Regions from separate parts of the Homo sapiens genome. Here region 2 is linked to region 1. A link is a loop called in an ENCODE intact Hi-C map of the cell type or tissue named here. Cell type or tissue: Caco-2. All regions are shown on one strand. Each heading gives the region's core, and the rest is flanking DNA. Links, peaks and the distances in the headings are about the cores only. Region 1 holds the start of GLRA2 (glycine receptor alpha 2). Region 2 has its middle 23 kb from the start of GEMIN8.

Evidence for each region. A loop is a pair of places that touch in the nucleus more often than their neighbours do. Peaks named below come from ENCODE experiments on the same cell type or tissue, not always from the same donor. Only the 100,000 strongest peaks of a DNase experiment are listed, where the experiment ranks them.
Region 2: it touches region 1 in a loop (9-fold over the local background); 9 of 110 quality-filtered maps call a loop at or near these places.

The regions. Positions count from the first base shown.
Region 1 is chrX:14,526,962-14,531,309 of GRCh38, reverse strand. GLRA2 (glycine receptor alpha 2) reads right to left here and starts at 1,774. Exons shown (of 9, transcript NM_002063.4): 1 at 1,185-1,774. The coding sequence starts at 1,252. In Caco-2, for the core only: a CTCF peak has its summit at 2,460 (motif pointing right); a DNase peak (open chromatin) is centred at 2,489.
Region 2 is chrX:14,050,364-14,054,766 of GRCh38, reverse strand. No RefSeq gene overlaps it. Among named protein-coding and RNA genes, the nearest start is that of GEMIN8, 23 kb to the right of the region's middle. In Caco-2, for the core only: no CTCF peak of the experiment used is centred there; no DNase peak of the experiment used is centred there.

The sequences.
Region 1 (4,348 bases), core at 1-4,000:
TGAATTCTATCACTAAGAAAATACCACATTCTTGCCAGCTTTTCAAAGAAGGGGTATTCAAAATAAGTGCAAAGATGATATAAATATTTTGTAGGAGTTAAAAATTGATATGAGCATGCATAAATACTCACATTCTCATATGCAGATTCATCTGATTAATCAAGTATTATTTGATTATGATGGTGGTGGTGGTGAGGATGATGATGATGATGATGATTCTAATAAAAACCAGCCTATATTTTTTCTTAATCATAGTAGGAGGTGTAAACCTGAAAGGAACATAGTGGGTTTTCCCAGTATTCATAGCATTATTACTATGTGTTCCATTTATCTTGGTTCTGTGAAAAAATGCCATAAAATTTAATGAAAATTAAATTTAGAGTCCTATACTTTGTTGTAAGAGCATCTCCTGTCTCTGCTCAGTCTTCCACTCTCTGTTATTAGATGACTATTTCACTTACTGGTAATGATTTGATATTTTGAGGTATCAATTGATTTGGCAACTATTCGTAAACCATGTAGAAAATGCAAGCATGAAAATAGTAATTTCTCACTTTTTAAAATTATGCATGCTCCACTTCTCATATGTACATAAATACAATTATGTCATATTAACTAAATTTTGGTAGGCAATCCATTTCCAAACAGATTGAATAGTAGAATATAGTAGTAAAAAGAAATTTTTGATATTTCAAGAAAATTCCTGAATTGTAGTCCTCATAGTATGCTTCTAGTTTCTGAAATATAACAGAAGTCCCAAGTTGGCTGAGAATTAGGGATCTTTTATATTTTATCTAAAATGAGCATGCTCCTGCCAAATTAATACAATCATCTTATATGAAAAACACTGCACCCAATAATCTCTTTAAATTACTTTCAGAAAAATAATTACCCTTATATAGAAATGTAAAGAGCATGCAACTCATCAGACTACCTTAATATCACGTTGGCTGTGAAAATGTGTGTTGAATTGCATAGAGTGCGGCTATGCATCATAAAACTTGCTTTTGTGAAAAATTTACCACCCTCCCACAATTATTAGGCGTTTTAAATGAACAAAAGATATCTAACTTTCCTCTATAAAATTAAAATAATATAGTCCAGAGCACAGATAAATACACAATTACATGACACATTCTCTTTTAAACAATTTAAATATCAACATGCAAAGTCGTTTCACCTACCTGAAGTGGTTTGTCTCTAAGAAAAATGCAAACAAGGCTGTCAAAATGTTCACTAGCTGCCGGTTCATTCCTGTTTCTGTGTTGCTTGTGGAAAATATCCCGAAATGATTCCAGAAAGATGCTAGGACAAAGTGTCTGTTTATTGTCCAGATTCAAAATTTGGCAGGAACCTAGTTTCCTTGAAAATCAAAAAGAGATTTGGTTTTGTACAGTTTGCTGAGAAAAAAGAAAAAGTGCCAGTCCTGGGCATCATGGTCAGGTCAAACCGAGGCTTGGGACCATCAGTTAACCCAGAAAGACAAAGCCTCAGAACTGATGAATCCCCCAGCTGCTTTTCCTGAATAATAAAAATGCTGCTACCTTAATCGCATCACCATGCAAAGGGAGTTGGTGACAATGCCATGCTAGATAGCTGTGGCTTTTGTTTTATATCTTTTCTGTTTAGCAAAGCCCTTTTTCTAGAAAATGTTTTCTTTTAAAAAGAAGTTGTAAATGAGAGAGAAGAAAGGACTCTGCGCGCTGGAGTGGGTGGGGGGAAGAGGGAAAAATTGCTGAGATCCTGTGCTGGAATGAGGGCTATAGAATGAGACGGAGACGTGATCTTACCCAGCCTATAAATTTCAGCACTCGGACAGCTCCAAGCTCTGAAGTGCGCATGTTTCCTTTTTCAGTTGCTTGGGGCGGGGGTCGGGGAAAAGCATTCAAGAGGGGACGTGCCTGCTGTTCGAAGGCAAAGAGTGACTGGCCGTTCAGCGAGGGGATACTGAAGGGGGTACGATGACAGCAAGAGGAGAAGAGAGGTCGGGAGACGGAGAGGGTGAGGGAAGTGGGGTCTGAGCTCCTGGAAATGCTAGGCTGTCGGTGGGTGGGCGGGACGGGAATTTGAAGCAGAAAAGGGAAGGGAATAAGGTTTAATCGTGGGAAAACGAAATTGGGGGAAACAGAGAACAGGATTCAGAGTACTGAAATTATAATAAGGGTGTGGACAGTTCACTCTTTGTCAGTGCAAGCCGGAGGCAAAGAGGAGTCCTGTGCCGAAGAGAAGGGAACATTTCCTTGGCACAGAGAAGCCCGCGTGCAGAAGAAGGTTCATGAAGATCGATAATTTAATTTAGAAGTCCTTTATGCCTTCCTCGCCTTTTTAATGTTTTCATTTGATTTTAGCCGCCTAGTCCCAAAGGATCTCTCTACCTCTGTACTAGGGAAAGCCCCTTCCAACTGAGCTTTCTTCAGTGGCTCAAAATCCTTGGGCATCCGCAAGTCACAGATTTGTAGAAAAGGAAATGAGACAATGGGCCGGCAGGGGGCAGTAGCAATCTTTTCTTGCCATGGTTAAAGGTTAGAGCAGGGCTCCATGTTAGAAATGGAGCAAGGAAAAGTGCAACTGGGAGTTTAGTTCATCTGCCCATTCCAGATGTTAATCACTAGGAACAGTCATGTAATAAAGTGCATATGCTATTCTCCTAAATTGGCTAAAGGGACTGAAAATAGTGGAAGTTCATAAATCTGTACAAAAGTCTGACGAGTAACCCTGCTATTTCAAATCAAAATTACAAATATTATTATTAATAAAAAAGAGGAAGGGTAGATAGTCCAATGCGGATAATTAGCAGCTTCTGGGAAGGGGGAATGAAAAATGCATGTCCTACCATAAGCTAGGAGAGTAACCTACTTTTTGTGGAATATTCCTTGTTAGTCACCTATGTGCTTTACTGGAGGTCTTAATTTTAAAACAAAATAATATGATTAATTTTTACTCCGTAAATGACTAACTTTGGATCAGTTTAAATATCATAGTAGAGTAACAATGAATTCTATGTTTTTAAGAAGTAGATTCAGAGAAAAAAGATGGCAAGTTCTTTTTACCTTTTAATGTTAATATAAATCACCAGAGGATCTTATTGAAATGCAGATTATGATCCAGTAGGTCTGGGGTGGGGCCTGAGATTCTGCATTTCTAAGAAGTTCCTAGCTGAAGTTGATGCTGCTTGTCCACAGTTCACACTTTGAGTAGCAAGAGTCTATATGCCCTTTCATAAGATGTCTATCCCAGTAAGACAGTGAAAATACAGGAATCTCTTTTTAGATGAAATGCAGTAGTGCCCAAGCATTCTATTTACATACAAAATCAATTCTTCAAATATGTTTTCTTAACTTTCAAAGCCTAGAGAAAATGATTCAATTTAAAAGAAAAACAGTATGGTGTAGTGTGAGACATCCCTGGACTGCAGCTTCAAATCTGTTCACTTCCAAATTCATCCACATGGAAACTCTAGACCTGATTTTATCCCTGCTGTCCTGACCCAAAAAAATATATAAAATCAATTCCTGGAAATATTTCTTCAATTGGTTCTACATGGAAAAATAGCACAGATTTTTTTGTGTTCAAGATTCTTTCCAAAAGAAAATTAGGTATAAAGATAGAAGAAAATTATTTCTCTCAAATTTAAGGTTGTAACGATGCTTAAATAATATAGTCTTTGTAAATCATTTCTCTTTTTTTTTTTTTCCCGAGATGGAGTCTCACTCTGTCACCGGGCTGGAGTGCAGTGGCGTCATCTCAGCTCACTGCAACCTCCACCTCCCGGGTTCAAGCGATTCTCCTGTCTCAGCCTCCTGAGTAGCTGGGACTACAATCACATGCCACCATACCCAGCTAATTTTTGTATTTTTAATAGAGACAGGGTTTCACCATGTTGGCCAGAATGGTCTTGATCTCTTGACCTTGTGATTCGCCCACCTCAGCCTCCCATAGTGCTGGGATTACAGGCGTGAGCCACCGCGCCCAGCCGAATCATTTCTTTTAACAAGAGTTGTGTTATTAACCAGGAATAGGATGAGTAAGGAAATCTGTGACAAAGGAGACTCAGGCCAGCAGCATGAAATCACAGCATTATATTATTGTAGAGTTGTAAGGGACATTAGAGAGGATCTAGTTTAGCCTCCTCATTTGATTTCTCAGCTCTCCTAAATTTGGATTCCAGCCCTATCAATCCACAGAAACAGCTCTCACTAAGTCTGCCAGTGAATTTCTTGTAACTAAGTCCAAAAGACATTTTTCTGTTCTCATCTTACTTGACATTTCCATGGTACCTAATGTCATTGGCCTTTTCTTCCTCCTGGAAACACTTCCCTCTATTGACCCTGTGACACAGTGCACTCCT
Region 2 (4,403 bases), core at 193-4,192, 480 kb after region 1:
ACAAACTGAGGTGCTTTTCCTAATATACTGTTTGGCAACGCTCACAACTTACAGTAAAGATTTCAAGCATTAGTTATCAGTTCTGACAAGATTTATATTCAGGTTTTTTTTTTAATTCAGAGTTTTCTAGGCAATTCCATCTCCTGGAAAAAAATATATTCCTTCACAGTTTGTGCTTGTGTTTATTATTCACCATGGAGAGTAAACAGCTGAAATGAAATGACTACAAAATGAGGTTTCTCTTTAGTCATTTGAATGTGGGACACAGATTTTCCTGCATTATCATTCTGCTATTGGGGGTTCAGAAGTGGAGCTGTGATTGTCTTTACTCAGGACACCTGAGCCCCTGTATTAAAAAGCTACACATACTGGAAAATACAAGATTTCCCAGGCCTCAAATCATTAAATACTCAGTACCAAATCTGCAAAGATCCCACTGCAGCTCTCCATTGCTTGGATAGAAGTGCTGGCTGAAAATACAAGTAATAAATGTGATAAATTATATCATGGTGCTTACTCTAAGCTTTTTAATAAGAAACATACATTTTGAGGGACAGAAGTCATGTTTATCTTTATTTCAATCAGCACACTTTCAATTAGCCACATACATGGATGAGTGGCTTGGACCAAACACCACCACCACCACCCAAAGGTAAAATAGCTGAATTTAAGGCAAGGTAGTATCAGGGATGAATAAAACACTTTTAATTTGAATCTTCAAACTTTAAGTAATCATGCTATCCATGAGGAAAATCAGACATCTGTCTTGTGGCCACTAGAGTATCCCATACACTCTGAACTTTTTTAAGAAGCTATAGTCAAAGCCCTATAATTCTAGGAATTTTTCTATCCTACTCTCACGAATAGGTTCATTCTTATGTACAAGAATGATCTTCAGGTACTGGCTTGACAACAAAACATAGGCTAGAATAAATAAGAAACACGCAAAAAAAAAAGGTGCAAATAACGTATTTTTGCCAAAGGTAGAATGTACTGAATAGGCAATTCATGGTACTTGAAAAGCAGAAGTAATGACAACAAATGGAAATACAGGCCACTGGCAGAAGAAACAAGGACAAATGATTGGGTAAACAAGACCCCCAAATTGGTTAAAATTTATAAAAGTGGGGCTCATAAGTGTAGAGCAATAAGCCCATGTGAGTTATAAGAGAGAGAAAAAAAACTGAGACATGATTATGGATAAAGATGAAAGACGAGCCTAGATATTATAAACAGCAGGCTAATATAAGTGCTGTACTGCTGCATGTCAGTTCACTGTTCCTAGAGGTGATACCCATATGCCATACAGAGAAGGGGAAGAAGGAAAGACCTCATATGTCCCAAGAATTTTCTGGGGCCCGTCTGGGTTTACAGTGTAAAATGATATAGCTCCAATAGGGTCTAGAAGAAGATTCCCTTCCTAAGAAGGAAAAAAATATGGCATTTGGGGAATGCTCACTGTGAATCAGGAGCGTCACATGTTACTTTACTTAATCTTCAAAAAAAAAAAAAGGAAGAGTATTACAATAGACCCTTGAACAACATGGATTTGAACTGCAAGGGTCCACTTATTTGTGGATCTTCTTCTGTCTCTGCCACCCCTGAGACAGCAAGACCAACCCCTCCTCTCCCTCTTCCTCCTCAGCTTACTCAATGTGAAGACAAGGATGAAGACCTTTGTGATGATCCACTTCCACTTAATGAATAGTAAAAATATTTTCTCTTCCTTATGATTTTTAACAGTTTTCTTTTCTCTAGTTTACTTTATTGTAAGAATACAGTATGTAATATGTATAACATACAAAATATATGTTAATCAACAGTTCATGTTATCAGTGAGGCTTCCAATCAACAGTAGGCTATTAGTAGTTAAGTTTTGGGGGAGGCAAAAGTTATACATGAAATTTTGACTGCAGGTGGGGGTTGGTGCCCTAACCCTCATGTTGTTCAAGGATCAGCCATATATTCATTTTAAAACCATAAAACTAAAGCTTTATTAAGCTCTTACTATGTATAAGCCCTTCACAAGCATTATCTCATTTTATCTTCACAACGATCCTTCAAGTAGGTATTACTGTCTCCAGTTTACATACAAGTATTAGCTGTACTGACCCTTGCTTTTGAGATTTATATGAGTTTGAAGTGAACCCCCATTTTATGAAAAACAAATGTTAGCTACAACTTTCTTAAGGGCTTACTTTATCATGGTTTCCTCTGCCTCTTAGCTCCTGCTTTACTGAATTTGTTTAGCTTATTAACTGTCTAATCACTCCATGTTTTCCCTTTTCCATTCCATTGTAGTCTAAACATTAGGCTTATTCCCTTTACTTAATACACACACACACACACACACACACACACACACACACACACACACCCAACCAAGACATTTATGTTTACAGCAAACTTGACCCAAGGTTTGGAAAAACAGCATGGGTTCACAACAGTAATACAAGTAACTGAAAACTAATATTAGCTCTCCCTATTCCTAAGAGTCCTTTTGCCACCCCCAACATTCCATGTAGCCCCCAAACTTTCTTACTGGCTCTTCTTTCCCTTTATTCCCTTACTCCTCCTCACTCAGAGCCAACAACAAATGAATAATTTCTCCCATATAATTTCTTATAGAAAATGACTTGGTCCTTCTTGAGTTCTGCATTTCTTCTCCAGACCCTTCTCTGAAGGCTTGGTTTTGATGGCCAAATTACCTATTGAGATATTTTTTCAAACAAGGACAGTTCCATCTCTAACAGGAATTCTGGTGCCAGCACACAAGAAATACAGATGAGGGAACCAAGGCTTGGAGGTGTCTAGAAACTAACCCTGTAAGGTTTGTTCTTGAGAGCTGCTTGTTCAATATAGAAGCCACCAGCCTCATGTGACCACTCAAATTTAAATTGTACTTAATTAAAATTGAATAAAATTAAAATTTCAGTTATTCATTCTCATTACCTCATTTCAAGTGCTCGAGTGCTCTTGTGTCTAGTGGCCATTGTACTGGACAGTGCAGATGTAGAGCAGTTCTACCAACCTGGAAAGTTCTATTGGACAGTGACACTTCCACAGTAGCCGTGTGGTTCCCAGACGCTGCTATCTCTTGTCCATGTGCCACTGCTGAAGATGGTGACATATCCCTCTCCTTCTTTTTATGTTGGACTGCCATCTGCTGTGCCATTTCTAAATGAAAAGAAATACACTGTCCAATTACAAGTATGGAGTCTATGAACAAGTCAGCCGATAATCTCTGCTGTCTGTGTGAAGGCCGCCTCTTAGGCTGCACAGTGTCCTGCCTTCAGATGAAGAAGTCCTCAGACCATACTCTGCCAAGGTTTCTACCTGCCCTGGAGGCCCATTGAGACTGCTTATCCTCCAGAAACAAAGGCCTTATTTCATAATCAAGGCACAGACCAATTTATGAACCTGAAGAAGCAGCAAGTCTTTTAAAGAGTGTTGGTGTTTCCCATTCACCCACCACACTCCCCAATCCTGGCTAACCTTTCAATGATAAAGTCCGACTGTCTCAAAGAAAAAGTGCTGTTAATGGTGTTACCTTGGTGATGATGCCCCAGTCCACTCCCTCTGTAACAGTTCTCACTGAATCCTTTCTTCTGATCTTTGAATTGTACTGAATTCTCTGATTCAGTTATTCAAACTGCCACCATTTCTTCATTTTAAGCTTTGATAGCAAGAGAGATGATTCATCAGGATTGAATGCCTTTAAGCCAATGGTCTCAGTGTGGCTGTACATTGCTGTCCCCTGGGAAGGTGGGAAAAATCCAGATGCTTAGGCACACTGAAAACCAATGACATGGGAATGTATAGGGTTGGGATCCAGGCAACAGCATTTTTAACACACACCAGATGATTCTGATGTGCAGCAGTAAGACAGGCACCACTGACTTAAGTGGAATGACTGTACTATAGAGATTCTCAAACCTCTGTAAGCAGTGACTAAGAAAGCTTTGCAAAAATACAGACTCCCAGGCTCCTCACCCACCAACTGAGTCACAGTCTTAGGACTTGGGATCGAGCTATTTGCATTTTTCTAAAGACCCACAAGAGATTCTAAAGGGAAGACAGATTTGTAAATACGTGCCTAGGTGCAGTTGCAGCCCTGCAGATATCAGGGCAAAACTGCAAGGCGAGAGAATTCTGCCTCTCTCTCTCTCCTGCACCTCCTCTCCAGCACGGTGCAAAAGCCCGCAGAGCCCTTTCCCACCTCCAGGTTTGGGTTTCATCTCTGCTTTCTAAAAAGGGAAACAAAAATAAAGCTAGAGTCTAGAAAATCTTCAGTTTGAAAGTTCCTAAGCAACGGATCCTTTTCTGTTTATAACTTTCCTGCTTCAGGATCAGCCTTTCTCTCTAGCACCCTGCCAATTTTGTAATTGAGTTCATCATGCCAT